2 separate regions of the Homo sapiens genome follow, and region 1 is linked to region 2. A link is a loop called in an ENCODE intact Hi-C map of the cell type or tissue named here. Cell type or tissue: thyroid gland. All regions are shown on one strand. Each heading gives the region's core, and the rest is flanking DNA. Links, peaks and the distances in the headings are about the cores only.

What was found. Peaks named below come from ENCODE experiments on the same cell type or tissue, not always from the same donor. Only the 100,000 strongest peaks of a DNase experiment are listed, where the experiment ranks them.
Region 1: it touches region 2 in a loop (2.4-fold over the local background); 1 of 110 quality-filtered maps calls a loop at or near these places.

Annotation. Positions count from the first base shown.
Region 1 is chr19:20,371,668-20,379,189 of GRCh38, reverse strand. No RefSeq gene overlaps it. Among named protein-coding and RNA genes, the nearest start is that of MIR1270, 24 kb to the left of the region's middle. In thyroid gland, for the core only: no CTCF peak of the experiment used is centred there; no DNase peak of the experiment used is centred there.
Region 2 is chr19:20,509,655-20,517,176 of GRCh38, reverse strand. The region is part of intron 2 of LOC105372316 (a long non-coding RNA gene); the gene reads right to left. Among named protein-coding and RNA genes, the nearest start is that of ZNF737, 52 kb to the left of the region's middle. In thyroid gland, for the core only: a CTCF peak has its summit at 3,409; DNase peaks (open chromatin) are centred at 3,486 and 3,776; H3K27ac peaks cover 3,054 bases.

The DNA.
Region 1 (7,522 bases), core at 2,395-6,394, 140 kb after region 2:
TAATCCCAGCACTTTGGGAGGCGGAGGCAAGTGAATTGCCTGAGCTTAGAAGTTTGAGACCAGCCTGGGAAACATGGCAAAATCCTGTCTCCACGGAAAGTGCAAAAAGAAAAATTGGCCAGGCTTGGTAATGCCTGTGTGTAGTCCTAGCTTCTTGGGAGGATGAGGTAGGAGAGAATTGCTTGAGCCTGGGAAGTTGAGGCTAAAGTAAGCCAATATCATGCCTTGGCACTCTAGCCTGGGCAATAAGCTTGTCTCCAAAAATAAAATAAAAAATTTAGTAAAAACAAAAATTTACTAAACAAAATTTAGTAAAAACGAAACATCATGGAATACTGGGTGGCCACACACACACACAAAAAATGACCATGTCCTTTGCAATAACATTGATGAAGGTGGAGACCAACATTCTTAGAAAACTAACGCAGAGGCCAGGCGATGGCTCAGGCCCATAATCCCAGCACTTCAAGAGGTCGATTTGGGCGGATCACCTGAGGTCAGGAGTTTGAGATTAGCCCGACCGACATAGAGAAACTGTGTCTCTACTAAAAATACAAAATTAGCTAGGAGTGGTGGCGCCCTCCTGTAATTTCAGCTACTCAGGAGGCTGAGGCAGGAGAATTGTTGGAACCCAGGAAACGAAGTTTGCAGTGAGTCGAGATCATACCATTGCACTCCAGCTTAAACAACAAGATCAAAACTCCTTCTCAAAAAAACAAAACAAAACAAAAAAAAGAAAACTAATGCAGAAACAGAAAGCCAAATGCATGTTATTATTTATAAGTAAGAGCTAAATAATAAGAACACATGAACACAAAGAGGAGAACAGGCCAGACACAGTGGCTCATGTCTGTAATCCCAGCACTTTGGGAGGCCAAGGCGGGCAGATCACAAGGTCAAGAGATAGAGACCATCCTGGCTAACGCAGTGAAATCCTGTCTGTATTAAAAATACAAAAAATTAGCCAGGCATGGTGGAGGGCGCCTGTAGTCCCAGCTACTCAGGAGGCTGAGGCAGCAGGATAATGGTGTGAACCCAGGAGGCAGAGCTTGCAGTGAGCTGAAATGGCACCACTGCACTCCAGCCTGGGAAAGAGTACGAGACTCGGTCTCAAAAATAAAAATAAAAAAAAGAGAGAGAGAGAAACAGACACTGAGGCCTAGTTGAGGGTGGAGTATGGGACGACTCAGAGGATCAGAAAACATACCTGTTTGGTGCTACAGGTAGTAACTCAGGGACAAAATAATCTGCACACCAAACCCCATGACATAGCTGTGTAACAAACCCACATGTGTACCCCAAACCAAAAATAAGAGCTAAAAGAAAAAAAATTCCTGGGTCGGGGAGATTGCAATGTAGGTAAGTGGACTGATTTTCGCTACAGATAGTGGCCCAGTGGGGCTGTACTCTGATTTATTTCTGTGTGAATGCAGGCAGACGAGATTGTGAAAAGCAGGTCCAGAACCCTAGGTTGGTGGAGAAAACAGGTTGCTGCTGCAGATTCGGTGTCCAGGGAGGGGGATATGCCAGATTTGTAGAGACTTGTGGGTTCTTGGCAAGAAACTCTTGGATCAAAAATGCCGTGGTGAAGTTCCTGAGGGTGGTGCCTAGTCCTGGGAGGAGTGTGGACATGTCAATGTCTAGTGTGTGTGTTTGTGAGTGGGTGGGAATCCTGTGGTAACAGCTGCAAGAAAAGGGGGTCTGTCATCAGCGCTCCTTTCCTCTAAGTTTTCAGTCCCATTCCCAAACACCCAGAATTTTATTCCAGGCCAGGGCTCCATGATATCTTTTTTCTGGCACCAAATCTGTAGTTTGCTGAACATCAAATAATTCTCCAACACCAACTCATTGTCTAACATTTGAAATCTGACACCACCCAGAGTCAGCACAGACCCTGATTCAGGGCTCAGTTCCACAACATTGTCCTCACTGCAGATGCCAGTCACAAACCCCATGGGCCCATCTATGCTTCTGAGCTGCTGCTTAAAAACTGGGGACTCCCATAACCTCCCTGAAGTTGAATAATTGGGTAGAGCTACTCACAGAACTCAGCAAAACACTGTAGTTACGTTTACCGGTTTCATATATATAAAATGCAGCCCAGGAAAAGCCAAATGGAAGAAATGCATAGAACAAAGAAAAGAGATGGGGAAAGATGAAACACAAAATCATAAAAAATATTTGCGATTAATAAAATTCTACATCCTTTGTGTGCTCCAGTAACAGTTTGTGGAAAGAAACACTCTTCCCATTACGACTTAGATAATGCTCTCTTTTCTTACTTATCACAATGCCAGATACACACTCTGCATATTTTCTCCTTATTCTCATTAAAACAATCAGCTGAGTTTGTCTTCAGTGGCCAAAATAAATTATTATTATTTTTGAGATGGAGTCTCACTCTGTCGCCCAGGCTGCAGTGCAGTGGTGCCATCTCTGCAGTGCAGTGGTGCCATCTCGGCTCACTGCAATCTCCGCCTCTCAGGTTCAAGCAGTTCTCCCACCTCAGCCTCCTGAGAATCTGGGATTGCAGGCACCCACCATGACCACCAGCTAATTTTTGTATTTTTAGTAGACACAGTGTTTCACCTTGTTGACCAGACTGGTCTCAAACTCCTGACCCCACCTTATTCAATATTTTGATTATCTTCTTTGCAGCCCCTCTTACTAATGTTCCCAGCAGGCTACTATCCTGCTTCCTGAACATTTCTACTCAAAAGTGTACTGAGAATGCCCCTCCAGGTCACAAATTGGTGGAATGTCATCAGTTAAGGCAGGAACTGGCTGTTTTCACTTCTTTTGTGATTCTTCACTTGCTTCAGGCCATCTGGATGTATATGTGTGGGACACAGGGGATATGACGGCTTAGCTTGGGCTCAGAGGCCTAATAGTCTTGAACTCCTGACCTCAAGTGATCAACCTGCATTGGCCTCCCAGACTGCTGGGATTACAGGCATGAGCCACAGTACCTGGCTAAGTTGCTTGCATTTTACACCTCCATAAGAAAAGCAAATATATCTACTTTTTTCAGACAATATATGTATTATTTTATTATTTCTATTAAAAATTATGCAGTAAAAGATTAGTCACATGGGAACACGTGTAGAAGGTACTGTTATAAAGTTTCGGTGCGGCTAAAGAAATAGCACTCAAATATAACATTTTCTTTTTAATTCTCAGCAAGCCGAGGTACTTCTATAGAAGGGTGCACCCTTACAGATGGAGCAATGGTGAGCGCATACCCGGACAAGGGAGGTAAAGGGGTTCTTATCTTTGATGCACGTGGACCCTGCTGCTGTGTCTTTCCCCTATTGGCTAGGGTTAGACCAGACAGGCTAAACTCATTCCGATTGGCTAATTTAAAGAGAGTGACGGGGTAAGTGGTTTGGTAGGAAAAAGTGGTTATGCCGGGTGGAGAATGAGTCAGAGCAGAGCAGGTAGCAGGTAATGGGAATGAGTCAGGGTGGAGCAGGTAATTGAAAAAGGTTGCTTTATGAGGAAGTTAAGCTTAAAAGTAGAAGGCAAAGAATTGAACATACTGACATATTGATTCTTTGAGAAGAAATTTAGAAGTCATATCTAACAACCCCTCCTCTTGCATTTCCTTACAGCCCTTTCTTTTCAAATTTTTTTTAACATGTCTTGGCTTAGTTGTTCTGCTTGATTTTCCAAAAGAAGCTTCTATGGATAAGGTGGTGGATAATTAAGGGAGGTTTTAGTAAGTGCTGTTTTTATAAGCCTCTGCACCAACTCACGGAGTCATGGTGTGACACAGCACCTGACAAGATGAAGTATACCCATTACGTCTGCAAGGGAAGTAAGAATTTAGGCTATTATTTTTTTCCATTTACTGAACCACTTTTCTAGCCATCTTGTAAAGGGGTCATTTACACTTGAATTGTTGGCTAACTCATTGGACAGAGCAGTCAGACCTTGCAATGCCTTTGTTGTATTTCCATCAGGGGCAGTGTTGTCTGGGATGAAGGTACAACATTGAGTTTTAATCATGATGCAAACTCCTTCTCTGTATGTTAATATTATGTCTAAGGCTATTCTATTTTTCCCAAGCCGTCTGGCTAATAGGCCCTAATTGCTCAGCTATTCCTTTAACAGCATTTCTAGTGCAGTTAATAAATCGCTGTTGGTTGTAATAGATGTAGTTTATCCAATCTACATTTATTAATTGCCACCCACCAAAATATTGACTCAAATCTTGCAGCTATTTGATTTTGGGCTTTTTTTTTTTTTTTCAAGATGGAGTCTCGCTCTGTTGCCCAGGCTGGAGTGCAGTGGCACGATCTCGGCTCACTGAAAGCTCCACCTCCTGGGTTCATGCCATTTTCCTGCCTCAGCCTCCCCAGTAGCTGGGACTACAGGCGCCGACGACAACGCCCAGCTAATTTTTTGTATTTTTAGTAGAGACGGGGTTTCACCGTGTTAGCCAGGATGGTCTCGATCTCCTGACCTCGTGATCCGCCTGCCTCGGCCTCCCAAAGTGCTGGGATTACAGGCGTGAGCCACCGTGCCCGGCCTGATTTTGGGCTTTAAATTGATCTGGTACTTCCCGTGGGACTCCAATTGCGTTTAAATAGACTTGAGAGTCAAAAGACCCATAAGGAGCTTCTCTCACTTTATGATATCTTATTTTTCCTTCCTCTGGTTGAGGAAATGCCAGAGTAAAAGGGATAGCCAATTGAACTAGAGCATAAGTACTGCTCTTAATTATCTGGCAGAGTGTCCAGTAAAGGTCCTCCATAATACTACCATACATCCACTCAGGGATGAATAAGAGCAGACTAATGGGTCAGCTCTAGGAAATGCCGGACTTCACTGCATCCTGTAAAGTTTCCACGGAATGCCAAATTTTTTCCCTTGTCATTGGAGACACGATGTAAAATTGGTTTTGGAAGATGGAGGCTGGATGGCGCTCAGGGGCTGACCCACAGGGTGTTGGACTTCAGGAAATAGCAGAGAAAGCTTGGCATGATTCGTTATTCCAGGCAGTGGAATCTTGAAAAACAGCGGTCATGCACTCCGTGTCCACTTGATTTGAGGACCACCCCAGTGGAAAGGCCCAGCCCGGGCCTCTGGCCTACCATCCGCATAAGCATAACAGCCACTTCTGTTTAAAGCGTGAATGGAATCTTTAATCCATTTTATCCAGGCATTTACATCTTTATATCCTGTTTCAATGGCTATGGTTTGCCTCAGATCTCCTATTTCTACTACCGAGAGCTTGCTTTTGTCATTTGGCATGAGGTGAGGCATAGTTTGGTGTCATAGGTTTGGGAACAGGGCAGATGTAGGAGGTGGAGGAGGGAGAAAAATGCGCATCTTAAAGAATCGTATAGGATCCTTTCCAGTGACCTCTGCTCCTAAATCATAGAAGTGCTCTAAAGTGGGGTTAGAGTTGATAGTGGTAGGAATAGTAATGAATATAAGCACTGGGTTAAGAAAGGAAAGGAAAGTATAGCTAGACTGAGCTTTTCTTAGCTTTAATTTGGTAGGGCTTGATCCAGGAACAATGGCCCATGATTCTGATGATAATGGCGCTTGCTTGACTCAGGTGTGATGTGTGCATCCCCCTTCTGCAGTATGAACAGCAGCCTCAGTTAGCAGCACAAGATAGGGTCCTTCCCAGGCTGACTTGAGTTTTCCTTCTTTTCACCCTTTGATGAGAACGTGATCCCAAGGCTGGTGCTGGTTTACCAGAAATTCTAGGGGTGGTACCTGTGCTAAAAGACTTTTAGTTTTGAGGGAAAGTAAAGTGGAAGATACGCTTAGTATAAGATTTCTAAGAAATCGATCTTTTGTTTTAAATGTGGGGACCTCAACAGTGGACTTTATAGTCCTTGGTGCGTTCTTGTTGAGAAATTTTCTTTAGTACCTATTTTTATTAGATTTCAGACCAAAGAAAGTCAAACACCATTTTATATTTTAAAATGCTTCCCATATGATTTTTATATGAGATAAGCTAAATTTAGTGTTATTAATATTAAACTTAACTTTAATAAAACCTTGTAGACATATTTATCCAACTTTTAATGTCTGACCATAAGGTAAGATTTTTATAGACTCTTTTTAACCTTTTATAATTTTTGTTAGAGAGCAAGTTAGTTGTTAAAGTTTGTTAAAGAGCAAGTTAAGAAAAACCTGTTGTGCTTTTATTTTAATGTCCAGTTCACAGAAAAACTGGATGATACCCCTTTAACTTTAGCTCATATGTTTACACACAGAATTTTCTTTACAATTAATGTTTCAAAACTTGCTGAGACCTTTAAAATAAATTTTTTTAACCTTTAAGTGTAGGTAAAAATCCACATTCTTATGCCTCCTTATAATCCTTTTACCAAAAGTATATTTTACTTTCCTTACACACCTTGCAAGTAAATTGTTTCTTCAATAGTTTTACATTCAGGACGCCTAATTACTTTTAAATTATAAAACATTTCCTGCATAAATTCCCTTTATAACATTTTTCAAGGCTTTCAAAAATAATTCTTCACATGCCTCAACTTTCTGACTTGTTGCAAACATCCCTTTCTTTAAGCAAACAGTTAATTTATTTTAGAACAAGAATTTACCATATAACATCCCTTTTTACATAAATTCTCCTCCCCCCCTTTTTTTTCTTTCAAAGATGATAACCATTCTTCTCCAATGCGAACTTCCTTCCTGTCTGTGGACTAGACTGTTTAAGGCCACAAGATTAGAAGTTAGGATAATACATGTTAACACTGTTAACTTTCAGCAAACTTTACTTTTGTTGAAAACCTTGTCAATTTGGGATTTCAATTATTATTTGCTATTAATAAGACCTTGTTCAGTCCGTATTAACTTGGAATTGGTATAGATGACTCCTTCCTCATTCTGTAAGTACTTTAAGGCTTGGCTGGATGCAAACAACTCCCACGTTTGAGCAGACCAATTATTAGGCAATTTTCCTAACTCTGCTTCTACAAGAGTTTCCTTATCAGTTACTGAATACCCATTGTGCCTTTTTCCCTCAATCACCCAGGAGGAACCATCTATCATCTTGTCCTGAAGGGAGTTCCTCCTAGGTCTGGTCAGACTTTTCTATGGTAATTAAGGTTTAGACTCCCTGTTGGGAAACCTGCTGGGTTAAGGGGATTTACGGTGGTTAATGATAAATCATTTTTTTAACAGAATAATCTCATACTCTCTTCTGTTAGCATGTTATACCCGAGCAAGGTAGGAAAACGCCACACTTTGGGATGAATTAAGAGTCCTTTATTTAGCCGGTGGCCAAAGAGACCGCTAACGCTCAAAATTCTCTCGGCCATGAGGAGGGGGCTTGATTTTCTTTTATACTTTGGTTTAGGAAGGGGAGGGGAGCTCAAACGCAACAATTCTACAGAAGTAAAAACATGCAAAAATTAAAAGGACAAATGATTACAGAGAAACAGACAATTTAAAAGACAAATGTTTACAGAAAAGCAACGGTAGCAGGTGCGGGGGCTCTAAATCCTTCATAAGATGTTAGATATGGGTGCTATGCCGG
Region 2 (7,522 bases), core at 1,600-5,599:
CTGTCTGACCCAATACCAGAAGAATCATGGTCAGAATTGCAAGAGGAAGGGCTTCCCACTCCTGAGCCCACAGCACCCACACCTCCACCAGATAGCCACACTCCTAGACCACCCAGAGTAGACAAAAGAGGAAGTGAAGCCACGGGAGAAACTCCTCCCTTGGCAGCTCACTTACGGCCCAAGACTGGAATCCAAATGCCCCTGAGACAGCAGTGATATACTGGGGTAGATGAGGATGGACACATGGTGGAAAGGCGTGACTTTGTGTATCAACCTTTCACCTCTGCTGACCTCATCAATTGGAAAAATAATACTGCTGCTTACACTGAAAAGCCTCAAGCTTTAATTGACTTGCTCCAAACTATTATACACACTCATAATCCTACTTGGGCTGATTGCCACCAGCTGTTCATGTACCTCTTTGATGAAAGGCTAAGGGTGCTCCGGGTGGCAACTAAGTGGCCAGAGGAGCACATCCCAGTGGATTACCAAAATCCCCAAGAATATATAAGAATTCAGCTGCCAGGAACAGACCCCCAATGGGACCTGAACTAGTGACCAGACATGGAGAGGCTAAGACAGTACCATGATGCATGAATAGAAGGTCTAAAGAAAGGGGCTTAAAAGGCTACAAGTGTAAATAAGATCTCTGAGGTCATCCAAGAAAAAGAGGAGAGTCCAGCGCAATTCTATGAAAGACGGTGTGAGGCTTACAGTATGTACACTCATTTTGATCCAGATAGCCCTGAAAATCAGCACATGATCAACATGGCCTTAGTTAGTCAAAGCGTGGAAGATATCAGGAGAAAACTGCAGAAACAGGCTGGGCTTAAGTGTATGAATATCTCACAGTTACTGGAAATAGCCAATCAAGTGTTTGAATAGAGATGCAACAAGCCACAGAGAAAGCCGTAAGGAAGGTGAAAGCCAGGCCAGGCGAAACGCCAACTTACTGGCTGTGGCCATCAGGGGAATTCCCCCAAAAGGAGAGGGAAAGGGGGGTTCTGGGAATAATACCCTGTCTAATCACCCACGCTTGCAATGTAACCAATGCGCCTATTGTAAGAAAATGGGACATTGGAAAAATAAGTGTCCCCAACTGAAGGAAAAGCAACATGATTCAGAACAAAAGACCTCAGATAAAGATGAGGGAGCTTTATTCAATCTGGCTGAAGGGCTATTGGACTGAAGGGGACTGGGCTCAATCACCCCCAAGGAGCCCACGGTCAGGATTACAATTGGGGGCAAAGATATTAAGTTTTTGGTTGATACAGGTGTTGAACATTTGGTATTGACCACCCCGGTCACCCCCTTGTCCAAGAAAACCATTGATATAATCCGAGCAACAGGAGTTTCTACTAAGTAGACTTACTGTCTGCCACGGACCTACTCGGTGGCAAGACATGAAGTAGTTCACCAGTTCTTGTACATGCCTGGCTGTTCCTTGCCCTTGCTGGGAAGAGACTTGCTTAGCAAGCTGACAGCCACCATCTCCTTTACAAAACACGGCTCTTTACAGCTAAAGTTACTGGGAACAGGAGTTATCATTGTCCTTACAGTCCCCTGGGAAGAAGAATGGGAAGAGATACAACCAGCTCTAGCTGAGCGTTGGTCTTGAGAATGGACAGAGGATAATCCTCCAGGACTGGCGGCCAACCAAGCCCCCATACTCATAGAAGTTAAGCCTGGGCCCAACTGATTAGATGAAAGCAGTATCCCTTCCCAGGGAAGCTCTCGAAGGAATCCGGGTTCATCTCAGGTGCTTCAAAGCCTATGGAATTATAGTTCTTTGCCAGTGTCCATGGAACACCCCCCTCCTGCCAGTCCCTAAGCCAGGGACCAAGGACTACCAACCAGTACAGGACTTGCGCTTGGTCAACCAAGCTACAGTGACTCTGCACCCAACAGTTCCTAACCCTTACACGTTGTTAGGGCTGCTGCCGGCTGAGGACATCTGGTTTACCCATCTGGACTTAAAAGATGCCATCTGTAGCATCAGAATAGCTCCTGAGAGCCAGAAGCTGTTTGCGTTTCGGTGGGAAGATCTACAGTCAGGTGTCACTACTCAGTACACTTGGAACTGGCTTCCCCAAGGGTTCAAGAACTCCCTTACTATCTTCGGGGAGGCTCTGACTTGAGACTTGCAAAAGTTTCCTGCTAAAGACCTAAGCTATGTCTTGCTCCTGTACGTGGATGACCTTCTGCTGGGACACTCCATGGCAGTTGGGTGCTCAAAAGGGTTGATGCCCTGTTTCAGCACCTGGAGGACTGTGGGTATAAGGTGCCCAAGAAGAAATCTCAGATCTGCAGACAGCAGGTACGCTACCTGGGATTCACTATTTGGAAAGGGGAGCACAGCCTGTGGTCAGAAAGAAAGCAGGTCATCTGCAGCCTACCGGAACCTAAAACCAGAAGGCAAGTAAGGGAATTCCTGGGAGCTGTGGGGTTTTGCACATTATGGATTCCAAACTTTGCAGTGCTAGCCAAACCTTTGTACGGCATTACAAAGGGGGGCAACTGGGAGCCTTTTGAATGGGGGCCTCTACAACAGCAAGCCTTTTGTAAGTTAAAGGAAAAACTTACATTGGTCCCAGCCCTGGGACTACCAGATTTGACAAAGCCTTTTGCACTCTATGTGTCAGAAAGAGAAACAATGGCAGTTGGAGTTTTAACCCAGACTGTGGGGTCCTGGCCAAGGCCAGTGGCCTATCTCTCAAAACAACTAGATGGGGTCTCCAAAGGCTGGCCACCATGTGTAAGGGCCCTGGCAGCAACAGCCCTGTTAGCACAAGAAGCAGATAAACTAACCCTTGGGCCAAATCTGAATATAAAAGCCCCCATGCTGTGGTAACTTTGATGAACACCAAAGGACACCATTGGCTAACAAATGCTAGATTAACCAAGTACCAAAGCTTGCTATGTGAAAATCCCCACATAAACATTGAAGTCTGTAACACCCTAAATCCCACCACCCTGCTCCCAGTATCAGAGAGCCCAGTCGAGCATAACTGTGTAGAGGTGTTGGACTCAGTTTATTCTAGCAGACCTGACCTTAGGGACCAGCCATGGGCATCAGTAGACTTGGAGTTATATTTGGACGGGAGTAGCTTCATCAACCCACAAGGAGAAAGATGTGCAGAATATGCGGTGGTAACTTTGGATGCTGTCATTGAAACCAAACCATTGCCACAGGGCACTTCAGCCCAGAAGGCTGAGCTCACTGCTTTAACTCGAGCTCTAGAACTCAGTGAAGGTAAGACTGTAAATATCTACATTGACTCTAGACATGCCTTTCTAACCCTCCAAGTGCATGGAGCATTATATAAGGAAAAGGGCCTGTTAAACTCTGGGGGAAAGGACATAAAATATCAACAAGAAATTCTACAATTATTGGAGGCAGTGTGGAAACCTCAGAAGGTGGCAGTCATGCACTGCAGGGAATACCAGTGAGGCTCCACCTCAGTGGCCTTAGGAAACTCCCGAGCTGACTCAGAAGCTCGAAAAGCAGCATCTACCCCATACTAGGCATCAGTAGCAGCCCCCTTACTCCCTCAAATACCTGACCTGGTACCTACCTAAGAAAGAAAAAGACTTCTTCCACACAGAAGGGGGCAAGTAATAAAAGGAGGATGGATCAGACTGCCAGATGGGAGAGTAGCTGTGCTGCAGTTGCTGGGAGCCACAATTGTATTGGCCATGCATGAAACCACTCATCTAGGTCAAGAGTCATTTGAAAAATTGTTAGGCTGGTACTTCTACATCTCACGCTTCCCAGCCCTTGCCAAAGCAGTACCAAACAGTGCGTTACTTGCCGACAGCACAATATGAGGCAATGTCTCACTGTTCTGCCTGGCATACAAGCTTATGTAGCAGCTCCTTTTCAGGATCCTCAGGTGGATTTCACAGAAATGTGCAGGTAACAAGTATTTGCTGGTTCCTGTGTGTACTTACTCTGGGTGGGTGGAGGCTTATCCAAAAAGAACTGAAAAGGCCCCCAAGGTAACCTGTGTGCTTCTCTGAGATCTTATTCCTAGGTTTGGACTGCCCTTATGAATCGGCTCAGATAATGGGCCAGTGTTTGTGGCTGACTTGGTACAGAAGACAGCAAAGGCATTAGGAATCACTTGGAAGCTACATGCCACCTACCGACCTCAGAGTTCCGGAAAGGTCGAGCCAATGATTCGGACTATTAAAAATAGTTTAGGGAAAGTATGTCAGGAAGCAGGATTAAAGTGGATACAGGCCCTTCCTATGGTATTGTTTAAAATTAGATGCACTCCTTCTAAGAAAACAGGATACTCCCCTTATGAAATACTGTATCATAGACCTCCTCCTATACTATGGGGGCTTCCAGGCATTCCCTGAGAGTTAGGTGAAATTGAATTACAGTGACAGCTACAGGCTTTAGGAAAAATTACACAAACAATCTCAACTTGGGTAAATGAGAGATGTCCCATCAGCTTATTCTCCCCAGTTCACCTTTTCTCTCCAGGTGATTGCATTTGGATCAAAGACTGCAACATAGCCCCTTTGAGGCCACGGTGGAAAGGACCTCAGACCGTCATCCTGACCACCCCCACAGCTGTAAAGGTAGAAGGAATCCCAGCCTGGATCCACCACAGCTGTGTGAAACCTGCAGCCGCTGAAACCTGGGAGGCAAAACCGAGCCCGGACACCCCCTACAAAGTGACTCTGAGGAGGACGACAAGCCCTGCTCCAGTCACACCCAGAAGCTGACTGGTCTATGCACGGCCAAAGCATGAGGAGGATCATCGTGGGACTCATCTTCCTTATAATTTGGGCTTGTATAGTAAAAACTTCCACTGATTTTCCCCACATGGAGGACTGCTCTCAGTGTATACATCAGGTTACCGAGGTAGGGCAACAAGTTAAAACAATCTTTCTGTTCTATAGTTACTATGAATGTCTAGGGACTTTAAAAGGAACATGCTTATATAATGGCACTCAGTACAAGGTATGTAGCCCAGGAAAAGACTGGCCAGATGTGTGTTATGACCGTTCTGAGCCTCCCATGTCCACAGTTTTTTAACAAAGATTAAGGACTGAAGTCTGGTGGGGACTCATAAATGATACAAGTAAAGTATTGACCACAACAGAATAAAAAGGGGTGCCCAAACGCATAATCTTGAGATTTGATGCCAGTGCTGTCATTAATAGCAATAAGTTAGGAAGGCAAGGTCGCTCTTTTAGTTGGGAAAAAGGCTATATGACTGAAAAAAAGTACATTTGTCATGAATTAGGATTGTGTGGCAATGAATGTGGATATTGGTCTTGTGTCACTTGGGCAACTTGGATAAAAAATGAAAAGGATCCAGTCCACTTTCAGGAAGGAAAAAATAGCCTTTCCTGTATTAAGGGAAAATGTAACCCCACAGAGCTAGTAATAACAAATCCCCTTGATCCTCACTGGAAAAAAGAGGAGTGTGTGACCTTAGGAATTGACGGGTCTGGATGGGATCCTCAAGTAAATATCTTAGTTTGAGGAGAAGTTTACAAACGCTCTCCTGAGACAGTGTTTCAAACTTCCTATGATGAACTAAATGTACCAGTACCAAAAATTCCCAGAAAAACAAGAAATTTGTTTTTGCAATTATCTGAGCACATAGCCCAGTCTCTCAATAACACTTCATGTTATGTGTGTGGAGGAACTGTAATGGGAGATCATTGGCCATGGGAAGCCCAAGGATTAGTACCTATAGACCCAGTTCCTGTTGAATTCCTGGCTCAAAAGAATCACCCTGATAATTTCTGGGCCCTAAAAGCCTCAATTATTGGACAATATTGCATAGCTAGAGAAGGAAAATAATTCACTCATCCCATAGGACAACTTATTTGTCTGGGACATAAATTGTATAATGGTACCACAAAAACAGTCACTTGGTACAGTTCAAATCACACAGAAAGGAATCCATTTAGTAAATTCCCAAAGTTGCAAACCGTGTAGACCCACCCAGAGTCCCACCAGGACTGGACAGCCCCCACTGGATTATACTGGATATGTGGGCATAGAGCTTATGCCAAATTACCCAACCAGTGGGCAGGTAGTTGTGTTATTGGCACTATTAAACAATCTTTCTTCCTATTGCCCATAAAGACAGGTGAACTCCTGGCTTCCCTGTCTATGCTTCTCATGAAAAGAGAAGCATAGCCATAGGGAATTGGCAAGATGATGAATGGCTCCCTGAGAGAATCACACAATATTATGGGCCTGCTACTTGGGCACAATACGGCTCGTGGGGATACTACAACCCCATTTACATGCTCAACCAAATGATATGGTTACAAGCTGTCTTAGAAATAACCACTAATAAAACTGGCAGAGCCTTGACTATTCTGGCCTGGCAAGAAACTCAGATGAGAAATCCTACCTATCAAGATAGATTGGCTCTCGACTACTTACTAGCAGCTGAAGGAGGGGTCTGTGGGAAATTTAACCTTACTAATTGAGGTCTACACATAGATGACCAAGGGCAAGTAATTGAAGACATAGTTAGAGATATGACAAAACTGGCACATGTGCCTGTGCAAATGTGGCATGGATTTGATCCTGGTGCCAAGTTTAGAAAATGGTTTCCAGTGCTAGGAGCATTTAAAACTGTTATAATAAGAGTTATAATAGTAATAGGAACCTGCTTACTGCTCCCTTGTTTGCTACCTGTACTTTTTCAAATGATAAAAAGCTTCACTGCTACCTTAGTTCACCAAAATGTTTCAGCACAAGTGTACTATTTGAATCACTATCGATCTGCCTTGTAAGAAGACACGGGTAGCCAGAATGAAAGTGAGAACTCCCACTACTGAGATTCTCAAAGGGGGGGAATAGGGAGGAGACCACCCCTCATATTGTCTTATGCCCAATTTCTGCCTCCAAAGAAAGCAGTAAAAACTAAAAAGCAGAAATGAAATCCATAAGCAGACAACCCTGACCTAATCAGTTATTTGTACAAGAAAAGCACTGTGAAGATCCCTGTCCTATTCTGTTCCATTCTAATCACCAGTGCATGCAGCCTCCAGTCACATACCCCTGCTTGCTCAATTGATCACAGCCCTCTCACATGGACCCCATTAGAGTTGCAAGCCCTTAAAAGGGACAGGAATTCCTCACTTGGGGAGCTCAGTTGTTGGAGACGTGAGTCTTGCCAAAGCTCCTGGCCGAATAAAGCCCTTTCTTCTCTAACTTGGTGTCTGAAGGGTTTTGTCTGCAGCTTGTCCTGCTACAATAATAATGCACAAATTAGCTGGGCTTGCATGCATCTGTATTCTCAGCTACTTTGGAGGCTGAGGCAGAAGAATGGGTTGAACTCGGAAGGCAGAGGTTGCAGTGATTTGAGATTGTGCCAGTAAACTTTAGCCTGGGTGACAGAGCGAGACTTTATCTCAAAACAAAAAAAAAAGTAACCTACCCTGAAAAAACTCACTAACATAGCGTTGGGGGAAGTCAGGGACCCCAAATGGAGGGACCGGCTGGAGTTGCAGCACAGGAACATAAACTGTGAAGATT